3 separate regions of the Homo sapiens genome follow, and regions 2 and 3 are each linked to region 1. Evidence: read pairs that join two places in POLR2A ChIA-PET (ENCODE). Cell type or tissue: OCI-LY7. All regions are shown on one strand. Region 1 overlaps TEX41 (testis expressed 41). Region 2 overlaps TEX41 (testis expressed 41). Region 3 holds the start of LINC02993 (long intergenic non-protein coding RNA 2993).

Region 1 (4,000 bases):
ATTTGGTTGATATTTAACATAAAGTTGAATGGGAAAATGGTTACTGTATTGGAAAATTTACTCTTTGCCCCTAAAAAAAAATAAGATATAACTAACTTAACAGTTATGGTTCTTTCCTTCTAGTAAGAGTATAAGAGTAAAGGTGATATGGAATGTTTTTCAGTCATTTCTGAGGCTGTAACTTTATCATTATTACCAACCATTATTTTCTTATGTGCAGATGAAGTTCACATCTTCTCTGCTCTTAGTAGTTTTCTTCTTTTTTCCCTTTGACTTTTGGGGGACTTTTCTCAAGTTAAATATAAGGTTTTTCTGCTTTCTCTCCATATTTACGTTTTCTTTGAGCTGCTTTTTGTTTTTTTGTTTGTTTGTTTGTTTGTTTTTACCTTTTATGTAGTATGTTTTAGAAACAAAATAGTTTACTGCACTTCATCTAATATGACAAAATTGGAACTAAGCAGCTGGCTTGGTAGCTGATTCATAGTAGATATTCAGTAACTTCGTATTGAATGGATGAACGGATGAGAAAATGAAGCAATGAATTAAGGAAAGCAGTATGAAAGAAAAATATGGTTTGTAACGAATGCTGTATGCCATTGTAATTGTTATATTTCTCACAGTTATTGTTATGCTGCTTTTTGAGTTTTTATTGTGACATGTAGCCTTCCATTAATATATGTATTTCCTAGATTAATAATAAACCTGATAAAAGCCTTCACTTAAAAAATTTGAATTTTGCCGGGCATGAGAGCTCACTCCTGTAATCCCAGCACTTTGGGAGGCCGAGGAGAGTGGATCGCTTGAGCCCAGGAGTTCAAGACTAGCCTGGGCAACATGGTAAAACCCTGTCTCTATAAAAAATTAGCTGGCCCAGCACTTTGGGGGGACGAGGTGGGAGGATCACGAGGTCAGGAGTTCGAGACCAGTCTGGCTAACATGGTGAAACCCTGTCTCTACTAAAAGTACAAAAATTAGCTGGATATGGTGGCAGGCGGCTGTAATCCCACCTACATGGGAGGCTGAGGCAGGAAAATTGCTTGAACCCGGGAGGCGGAGGTTGCAGTGAGCCAAGATCACACCTCTGCACTCCAGCCTGGGCAGACAGGGCAAGACTCCATCCTGGGGTGGGGGGGAAGGGGCGGAGAAATTAGCTGGGCATGGTCTTGAATGCCTGTAGTCCCAGCTACCTGGGAGGCTGAGGTGGGAGGATCATCTGAGCCCAGGAGGTCGAGTCTGCAGTGAGCCATGATCGTGCCACTGCATTGCAGATGGAGCAAGACCATATCTCAAAACAAACAAAACAAGAAGGAAAAGGAAAGACAGGATAGTTGGTGAGATGGAAGTGACTGGCCTGAGTTTTACATGTAAACATGTTATTGTACTCCTGGAATGTTATGCACAGGTGGTAGTCTGAGTTTCATAATAGGGAACACTATGATTTTCACTAATAAATCACCTTTACAGAAGCACATGTGTTAAATATATGAGGGTAGGAGGTTGACAGTTTGGTTTGGGAAACTGGCTGTAATTTGAAAAGAGCTTCCTGTTAATGTCTATGTTTTATATAATACATCTACTAGACCTTATCAATGAAGTGGGAGACACAGAGGGGAGAATTGTTTTTGAAGGGGGAAACTTTGGTAAACCTGGCTACAAAAGTGCATGGCTACAATTATAATTTCTTTTTTTCAGAAATGCAATTTAAAATAAATAAGGATAAGCATTCTGTTTATGTATCATCTAGTCTGAGCCCTTTCTTTTACAGGTGAGGAGAGTGAGGTGTAAGGAAGTTCTACTACTTGCCCAAAATAGCACTAATGGTTTATGGCATAAAATGTCAACTGAGGTCTTCTGACTCCCAGTCCAGTGCAACTTTCAGTACATGACATTTCCTCTCAGTTTATTATGAAATAGTCAAATGATAGCATTCTCAATAGCAAGATAGCCTTTGTGCTATACTTATTACTTGTCAACACTGTGAAGAAGGAGGACTGGGAAACTAAAGGAAAACTAAAATAAAAGAATTTATAATGTGACTGAGATTGAAATAATACTCCAGTTAGAAAGCAGTACAAGAAAGGACGTACTCCAAACTAACTTATGTTCACAGAAACCAAATTGTGCAATTCACATTGAGAAAGGAAAGGGCTGGTGGGGAAGTGAGACTTAATGTAGAAAATGGCTTTTGAAGGGACAGTAATGTTTGCATAGTTGGGGAGGAAGAAGGATATCCAATTAGGGGGAAAAACCTGATGTGAAAGTATGTATACTGTAAATGGGCCTATTGCACTGCTGGCTGGGCAGTAGCCAGGGGTTCGGAAAAGGGAAAACAGGTTTTGATGTGTAGAGACAAGTGAGATTGACCTATGTGGTGTGTTGGGAAGATCATAGACTTCAGAGCCAGATACACCTGAGTTTAAAGCTGCATCCATCATTTAACAATTTGGCAACTTTGCACAAGTTACTAAACACTCTGAGCTTTGGTTTCCTCTTCTGTATAATGAACATTATACCCACAGAGCTGTGTCAAGATAACATATAAAGTGTTCAGAGGGCCTCCCGCATAATAGGGGCACAGTAAACATGCCTCTTTACCTTCTCCCTTCCATTGGTTTCTCTCTAATGCATGGCATACAGTTCTAAGAAATATATATCAAATATGAAGTATATATTGAATAATATATATGAGATATATTAACAAATATATGTCAACTATATAAGATGAGACAATCACTATATTGGTTCTGGGACTATTACAGAAACAGTGCAGAGAACTGTCCAAGATCAGAAGTATATTCTGTAGCAGCACTAAAGAGTGAGAATGACTGGGCCATCTAGCTAGAAGTATACAAGCTTCACCAAGTTAATTTTTGGTCCAAAGAACTAGACTAAGTGTTGTGGAGAGAGATGTTTGATTGATCTTTTATTTTAGCCAAAAATCATTTGCAGAGCATGACACAAGTACTTAGCCAAGATCTATCTGCAGAGCATGCCATAAGTACTACATTATGTATCCAGAAGGTGAAATTTAATGATTCCAAGTACATGGATTACTTTTATAGAATAGTCAGCTTTATGAGCACTTAACGTCTATGAAGTATATGTATGAGTATTCTGTGGTTGATATGCTAATTCTTGCTTCTTGCTAATTGGAAAAGTGTGCATAAGGACATATGAATTGTGGGAAGGGTCCTATTTACTCTCAAACTTTAAGGAACTTGTATAGAAAAACACTGATTCAATTCAAATGGATTATGGTAATGGGAACAGTTTTGGGTGAATTTTAGGTTTTCCATAATTCCACAAATTAGCCCAGTCTCTCTTTTTTGGCTGATCAATATCAGTCTGTATTTTATTGTCGACGGCAATTCTGTGGGGACAATCACTGCAAATACGCATTGGTCACATCATACATAATTATAGGACAGTTTAAAGATTTTAAATGACACCTGTGGCTTGTTCATATATATAAAACAGTTTTCCCATGGATCTTGAAAATAGTAGGTTTTAGGTACTTTCACTCATTCTCATCCACGGCTGTGAACCTAGGATTTTTTATAAACCAGGGGCTATTATGGAATCCTCCCCCTATTTGGAATAATGAAAATATTTGAACGAATGTCATCAAATATGTATCAATGCAATTCTGCCAAACTGACTTCTTATATCAAAAGGCCTACATTTAACAAAGGTATAAATGCAACTTACTTAAAAAATATGAGAATTAAGCATTGTAAGAAAAGTAAATTAAAACAAGTAAGAATAATTTCAGTTTAGAAAACCTTAACATGGCGAGTTTCTTTTGTCCCTATTATTCAGTTTTCCCAACATTTTCTGTAACACATGAGTCCCTGAGGGTGAGGCATACCTGTCTGGAGTTCTTTTGGCTCTGTTCTGTGTATACATATTCCATACTTTCCAGAAGTTACAATGTGATTCTGTGTTTGATAATCTGGTATAATAGGCATTGTTGTGGTAAAGAGCTTTCCCTTTATGGAAA
Region 2 (4,000 bases), 61 kb after region 1:
GTATGCTTCCTTAGAGGTTTGAGCAGGGGGGCATGGAGGAAGTGAGCCACACTGCCATCACACACCCTGTGAGGGGGACAATGGAACCTTTCCTGTTTCAACTTTATCTCCCTTCAGTCAGGTGTTTGATATTAATGTCTGATTTTCTATTATTTCTCTCTTCTTCTCTCCCTCTTGGATCCTTTCTTCCTTTTTTCCTACCTCCCTTCCTTCCTTTCCAGTTTCGTTATCTTTCTTGTTTTTTTCACTCTTTCGTTTTTCTTTTTCACCTCTTTCCTTCTCTCTCTTTCTTCTCTTTCTTTCTTGATTCCTTCCTTTTCTGTCTTCCTTCTTTTCTTTTCATTTTTAGAGGCAGAGTGTCACTTTGCCACCCACCTGGCATGCAGTTGTGTGAACACAGCTTACTGCAGCCTCCACCTCCTGGGCTCAAGCAATCCTCCCACCTCAGCCTCCTGAGTGGCTGGGACTATAGGCAGAAGCCACCATGCCCAGCTAATTTTTGTATTTTTTGTAGAGATGGGGTTTTGCCATGTTGCCCAGGCTGGTCTCAAACTCCTGGGTTCAAGTGATCCATCTGCTTCAGCCTCCCAGAGTGCTGGGACTACAGGCCTGAGACAAAGCACCCAGCCCCTTCTTATTTTTTAGTACTCTTTCTTTATTTCTCTTTCACCTCTCTCCTCTCCTTCTTCCTTTCTTTTCTCTTCTTCCTTTTTTTCTTCTTTCCTTTCTCTCTTTCCTTCTTTCTCTCCTTCACTCCATCCCTTTCTTCCTTTCTCTTTTCTTCTTTTCTTTATTAATCTGTTTTTAACACTTATCCAGACAAGCTTTTTATGTAGACTAATTATAAAGTAACAGTGCTATTTATAAGCTTAATTTAAAAAAAACCCACTCAAAGATTCCAGTTCTGGGTAAAATGGGGTAAGTACACTCCAATCTGTCATTCTCACTGAATGCATCTATAAAACCTAATCAGAATGATGGAACAGTTATTTGAGGACTCTTGAGTAGAATTTGAAGTATCACTGAATGGATAGCGCATTTACCATTTTCTGGTGTCTACCCCAGCCTGGGTTCAAGTAGTGCAAAATATGGAAGTAAGCATCAACACAGAGAGACAACTTGGAGAAAAGCCTTTTAGTTCTTGTTCCATGAGCTGTTGCAGGAAGTCAGGGACCCTGAACGGAGGGACTGGCTGAAGCCATGGCAGAAGAACATAAATTGTGAAGATTTCATGGACATTTATTAGTTCCCCAAATTAATACTTTTATAATTTCTTATGCCTGTCTTTACTGCAGTCTCTGAACATAAATTGTGAAGATTTCATGGACACTTATTACTTCCCCAATCAATACTCTTGTGATTTCCTATGCCTGTCTTTACTTTAATCTCTTAATCCTGTCATCTTCGTAAGCTGAAGATGAATGTCGCCTCAGGACCCTGTGATGATTGCGTTAACTGCACAAATTGTTTAAACAATATGAAATCTGGACACCTTGAAAAAAGAACAGGATAACAGTGATGTTCAGGGAACAAGGGAGATAAGCTTAAAGTCTGGCTGCCGGTGGGTCGGGCGGAACAGAGCCGTATTTCTTTTCTTTCAAAAGCAAATAGGAGAAATATCGCTGAATTCTTTTTCTCAGCAAGGAACGTCACTGAGAAGGAGTATGCATTCCCAAGGGGAGGTCTCTATAATGGCCGCTTAGGGCCATTTATGGTTGTCGATAAGGGATGAAACAAACCCTGGTCTCCCGTAGGGCTCCCAGGCTTATTAGGATGAGGAAATTCCTGCCTGATAAATTTTGGTCAGACCGGTTGTCTGCTCTCAAACCCTGTCTCCTGATAAGACGTTATCAATGACAATGCGTGCCTGAAGATCATTAGCAATTTTAATTTCGTCCTCTTCCTGTGATCTCGCCCTGCTTCCATTTGCCTTGTGATATTTTATTACTGTGTGAAGCATGTGATCTCTGTGACCCACACCCTATTCGTACATTCCCCTTTTGAAAATCCCTAATTAAAAACTTGCCGGTTTTGCAGCTTGGGGGGTATCACGGAACCTGCCTACACGTGACGTCTCCCCTGGACACCCAGCTTTAAAATTTCTCTTTTTTACTCTTTCCCTTTATTTCTCAGACTGGCCGACACTTAGGGAAAATAGAAAAGGACCCACGTTGAATACTGGGGGCTGGTTTCCCCCGATAATGAGCAGTAGTATACAGAACTTCTGGTAGCAACAGTTGTGGCAGCAGGAACCTATAATGTGCTTTAAACTTTGAGAAATAAGGACATCTAATGGTTTTTTTTTTTCTTTCTATGTACTCCTTTTGCTTGGTCCTGGATGCATATGCATTCATGGGAAGTGTGTGTCAGGATAGCATAGCTAAAGACCATGCTTTCTGGGGAACTGAAAAGGAAACCAGAAAGGGAGATAATGGAGGCATAGGAACTTGAGAAACCAATTCCATAAAATTGTTTATAAACTCCTGGATTCACCCTTGAGCTGCAAGTGCGTGGATCTAATCCTAAACATATACCATGTATTTTGAGAATGAAACTTTGAGATGGGCTTCAGCCCACTTCCTGGACTACCCACTGGGTGACAAACACACAAGGCAGATGTGAATAGCACTGTAAAGGCATTGAATACTGAAATGTACATCGAAACCACAACCACAGAAGGCTGGTCAGGATGCGGGAACGGAATCCAACTGGGCTGATTGCTAAAGCAAAATATCAACATTTTCTATAGGGTTTAAACAGGACTCATTGTCTCATAAGAAAGTATTCAAAGCATCCAGAAGACAATACGTAGTTAATTGACAAGCAAGAACCAAGGAAAACCTCAACTCATATTGGTAAAGACAAAAAATAAACTCCGATATTGAACTGTTGGAATTATCTGACAAAGATTTAAGCAGTTATTGTAAAAATGTTCGAAGTATGCACACTCTTGAAACAAATGTAAAGAAAATCTAAGCAAATAATTAAAAGATATAAAGAAGTATTAAGTGGAAATTCTATAACTAAAAATATAACTTCTACACTCTCCAAAAATAAGCAAACAAAAAGAAAAACTCTAAGCAAACAAACACAACCTTTACTACTGGATGGACGCAGTAGTATATTGGAGATGAAAGAGAAAAGAGTCAATGAATCTGAGGATAAATTAATGGAAGTTAATCCAAAGAACAGAGAAAAAAGAGACAAAATAAACAGCTTTAGAAACTTCTTGGGCTATACCAACAGGTCTAATTTTCATGGCATGGGAGTCCCAGAAGGTCACAATAAGAGTGTAGTACAGAAAAAAAAAAATGAAGAAATAATAGCTGAAAATTTCTCAAATATGATGAAAGATATAAACCTACAAATTCAAGAAGTTTGGTAGGCCCTAAAAGGATAAACACTTAAATCCCAACTCAGAAATGTCATAATCAAATTACAAACACTAACAACAAAGAAAAAAACCTTAAAAACAACCAGAAAAAAATACGTTTTTAATAGGATATTCAAATAACTGCAGTTTTCTCACCCAAAATCATGGAGGCCAAGTGGTAAAATATTGAGTCTAAGCAGTTAAAAGTTAAATATGTATTATAATGCCTAGAGCAACCACTAAACACCAAACAAGCAAAACATACAAAGAGTAATAGTTCAAAAAATCAATTTCAGTGAAATACTAAAAAATCAAATAATAATTAAGAAAACAGAAAAAGGACAACTGAGAATTAAAAAAACAGAGGGAAGAAAACAGAAAGCAAATAATATAATGGTAGAACCTAAACCTAAATATATCAATAATAAATGTAAAAGCTCTCATATCAATTAAAAGACAGATTTTCAGAATTAATTAAAAATGACACAAATATGTGTTGCATATGAAAAACTCATGTCAAATATAATAATATTGGTATGAGAAAAATAAGAGGGTAAAAACAGATACACTATGCAAACACTAATCAAAAGAAAGAAACCAGGAGTTACTATGTTAATGTCACAAAAA
Region 3 (4,000 bases), 160 kb before region 1:
GTTGCCTTGCCCCTGGTTCCTGACTGGCACGCCCCTCCCCAGGCATTTGGCCGAGAGAGTTCCCAACGTGGCAGAGGTGATGGGGTCGGGAGGAAGCCGGAATATAAATTTGTTCCGAACACTCCCTCAGTCCGAGGGCCAGTTCGGGGACAATGGGGATCGTGGGATCAGGAGGATGCAGGAGCACAGGACGCAGAGAAAAGTCGAGAGAGGACTGGGGGCTGCTGGCTTTCGGCTCCTCACACAGCAAAATAAGTCCTGCAAATGAATCTCTCCTTCTCTGTCTTCCCCATTAATAATCCACTTCGAGATTAGCGCAGACGAAAGAGATTAAAACAACAGATACACGGAAATGTGAAATAATATTGCAATCAACATTGAAGGGGGAAAAATAATTCTTTGGGGTTTCCATGGGCAAAACAAACTACCTCCCTCAGGATTCCCTCCACCCAGGCAGGGTGAGAAGGATGCACTTTTGTTTTCCAATTCCCTCCAGCCAGGACCTGGTGCCTGTCCCCCCATTCACCTCTCAGTCTGTCAATTTCCTCAACTTTCACAGCCGCTCCCCCCTCCCCCCGCTCAGCTTGGCGGCCCAGATGCCCGAAGAGATACAATGTTTCTGCCCTTGAACACACAGGCTGTAGAAGGAATTCGAATTTGGCCACAGCTAATGATTTTTTTTAAAGCAAATTCTGTTTATTTTGTACCATGTGGAGAAAATAAAAAAAGGAACCTATTCTCGTTTTGAAATGAAACTGATCTTTCATCTAGAGGAATTATTCGACCTTGTGTTGTGACTCAGGAGGTGGGCAACTTCTTTTGGAGTTGCAAGCAAAGGGTGATAAAGGGGACCCCTGGACTGGGTGTGTGTGGAGGAGGTGGGGGGCGGCAGGGGTCCAAGCCAAGCCAAACGGTTTTCTCACGTGCAGACTCGCAATCCAATCCATTCGGAGTTGAGCCTAGGATAGGAGGGGAAAGTCTATTAAAAAAAAAAAAAATCAGGAGCATCTCTCTGAGAAGCCCTTTCAAACAAAACCAAAACAGGACCAGAGAAGCTCAGACCGTCCCTAACATCCCTGCTGCGAGACCCGCAGGCTGTGGAATCTCGCACGTCACCTGGCCCCAGCAGGGCGGCCAGCTGAGGGGTTGATTTTATTTTATTTTTTTGAAGTAAAGGCTGAATCTCGGCTTCAGGGCTTTTGCCAACGTCTCCACTGACAGGAACCAGCAAACTTCAGGACCCAAATGAGCATCTTAATTTATTGATGCTAAACAGGTCTGGTTGTTGTCCCCAATTTTCCGCGCGCTCTGCCACTCCCCCCCCCACACACCCCGCCCCAACCCCCGCCGCCAGCTTCGGTCCCTGCATTTGATCTCCAGGAAGGGCCCCGCTGCACAGGCGGAGGAGCGCGTCGCGGGGGGGGGCGGTGTTCGGCCCCCTCCCACCAGACCGCCCTCCCCCAGACCTGTCCCCGCCCGGGATCCTGCGACCCCCGCCCGCCGCCCGGTCAGCTGACCTGGCTCGCTCGCCTGCTCCCCGCCCGCCGCCCTGTTTCCGGTCCCCGGGGTCCGCGAGCCGCGCTCCGAGCGGGCGCAGCCGCGGCCGGGAGGTGATGCCGGGGGCTGATTACCATGAGAAAGGCTGTGCCTGGAAAAGCCTCCTCCACGCGACTGTCAATCTCACTAAGGCTTGGGGGGCGGGGAGCGGGGGGGGGGACGGAAAGGGGCCCTGTAGGAGTCACCAGAAAACTTGGAGTAAGTTGGATGCGACGCAGGCCCGAGGAGGTGGCTTTCGCCTCAACTTGGAAGGCTGGGGCGTTGAGGGCGCGGACGCCAGCAGCCTCACCAGGGAATTGAAAACCAAAAATCTCCCTCCTGCTTTTCCTCCCTCTGGCCCTCCTTTCAGCCCTCCCTGCCCTTTATCCTTATTTTCTTGAAATTCTTTCCCAGTTGCATTTCCTACGTTCTCCTTTCTATCTGATATCTCCCTTTTGCAATTTCTTGTTTTGTTTCTTAACATCCACTCTTCTCCCTCGCTGTGATTCTTTTTGTGCCTCTTTTATGTGTCCAGATTTATCATTTCGTTTTGAAAACAGAACGTTTAATGTGTAATTAATCTACCAGCAGGAGGGCAGGGACACCCTGACTAAAATAACTCCCCGGGTCTCAGAGACGACAAGTTCACCAGGTGTCAGTGAAAAGTAAAATAATAATAATAAAAATAAAATAAATCAATATTTCAGTGACCATAATGGTTTATTCTTCTATATTATCACATCAGCTCAGACTGATAATTTTAAAAGACAAGATATAATAGATATAGTCTTCCTGGAAAAAATGCATAATGCTTGGCATAGGGGCATTCTTTAGAATTAAGGCAATGTGAAAAAGTTTGTTTACAGCCATATTTTAGTAGTACTTAATTTGTTAACAGACTTTAGACATTACAATAGGTAATTTTATGAAACTTAAACTGCGCTTTTCTTCTGATGACTATTTGCAAAGGGTAAAAAATTCCCAAAGCACTCCTCCTGAACCCCAACAAAGATTGATCAATTCAGAGAGAAACATCATCATGTCACGTAGTTTGCACATTACTAAGCAAATTCACAACTTGGGTTGTTGGGTTATTTTCTTGACTAGGCTAGGTTACTGTCCGTTACCTAGCAGGTGAGTGAGCATGAGGCGGCATATGTCATGAACATAACTGTTTTTGTTTTGTTTTCTTTATTATTATTTTTTGCTCTTCCCTTCACTTTGGGCATATTTGTTGTTCTCATTAAAATTCAGAGTTTTCACTTGTTTACAATTTGTTTACTTTGTTGAATTTTAAAAACTTGATAGAAGTCAATTGAACATGTATATTTAGCCCTTTTTAGGCCAAGAAAAATAAAGATGTATTAGAAAGATGCCTTTTCTGCTTCATAATTATTAATTGACATTTTATGATGAATAATTAATCATTTGAATAATTTTAGTATCTCTGATCTGAACACATATTTGCATATCTAATGCTTGATTTTAAATGTGTTTTTTAAAAATTCATTCTCTCAGGATGAAGAAACAAAGTCACATTTTAATGCAAAATTTCTCTTCTACACTTGTAAAAGTTTATTTATTGAGCTGTAATATTCTTTCTAGATATCCATAAACTTCTTAACAATTTGTAAACCATTTATGAGGCATTCACATACAAATATGTGGCACACTACAATTAATTAGGAAAAACAATACTCTATGTAAAATCAAGTCACTCTCCTCCCCAAATCCAGAGATGTGCACTAATTATGCACTATGTTTTCTTATTGGAATTTTGTCATTTAAATTTTTAGTTATGTCTATTAATTCAAGTCTAAAAGTGGAAAATTGCAGCAATTGACAAATAACTCAGGCCTGGTATTTAGGATCATTTTTTATCTTTTACTTACTAACATATGGGCTGATTTAAATTATTAAAAATGATTAAGTAAGTGTATCCCTGATATTTTTATTCTCCTGTGCCAGTTAAAGTCCAAAGTATTAATATCTATTTTGAATACTAGCCCTGCAAATGACTACCTGTGTGATTATAAGCAGTCTCCTATAAGCTTGTTTTATTTTTAATCTCCAATGTGGGTACACTAATAATGCTATCCCTTGGGATTTTATTGAGAATTAAATGAAGTAATGCATAAAACTTCACTATATTGTAGCTTTATTATTATAATGAAAGGTTAAACAAATATACAGATCAACTAAAGATGGTACAAATTAATTTTGATTATTAAAAATAACAACTATTTACAGTATATTTTTTATTGAAAAATCAGTGCTGTGTTATTACGTGAAGAAAGAAAATGAAAAGCATTTTAGGATTTATGGCTGGTTTATGATTTTTTCGAACTGTTCAAAGGATGCGTAGCCACAGAAGTGAAAATAAATACAGTATTTCCTTTCTGTTAGTTCAGCAGTTAATTTAGTGTATTCAATATGGTCATAATTTGGTTATAAATATTAGACT

The links. ChIA-PET counts read pairs that join two places held together with the same protein. Peaks named below come from ENCODE experiments on the same cell type or tissue, not always from the same donor. Only the 100,000 strongest peaks of a DNase experiment are listed, where the experiment ranks them.
Region 2: POLR2A ChIA-PET joins it to region 1 with 6 read pairs; 2 of 35 experiments call an interaction of 5 or more read pairs at or near these places.
Region 3: POLR2A ChIA-PET joins it to region 1 with 5 read pairs; 3 of 35 experiments call an interaction of 5 or more read pairs at or near these places.

The regions. Positions count from the first base shown.
Region 1 is chr2:144,684,848-144,688,847 of GRCh38, forward strand. The region is part of intron 1 of TEX41 (testis expressed 41); the gene reads left to right. Among named protein-coding and RNA genes, the nearest start is that of TEX41, 19 kb to the left of the region's middle. In OCI-LY7, no CTCF peak of the experiment used is centred here; a DNase peak (open chromatin) is centred at 2,174; H3K4me3 peaks cover 304 bases; H3K27ac peaks cover 1,023 bases.
Region 2 is chr2:144,746,031-144,750,030 of GRCh38, forward strand. All of the region lies in intron 1 of TEX41 (testis expressed 41), which reads left to right. Among named protein-coding and RNA genes, the nearest start is that of TEX41, 80 kb to the left of the region's middle. In OCI-LY7, no CTCF peak of the experiment used is centred here; a DNase peak (open chromatin) is centred at 1,711.
Region 3 is chr2:144,522,870-144,526,869 of GRCh38, forward strand. The region is part of intron 1 of LINC01412 (long intergenic non-protein coding RNA 1412); the gene reads left to right. It overlaps LINC02993 (long intergenic non-protein coding RNA 2993), which reads right to left and starts at 1,575. Exons shown (of 2, transcript NR_136320.1): 1 at 1,518-1,575; 2 at 675-959. In OCI-LY7, no CTCF peak of the experiment used is centred here; a DNase peak (open chromatin) is centred at 1,562; H3K4me3 peaks cover 2,175 bases.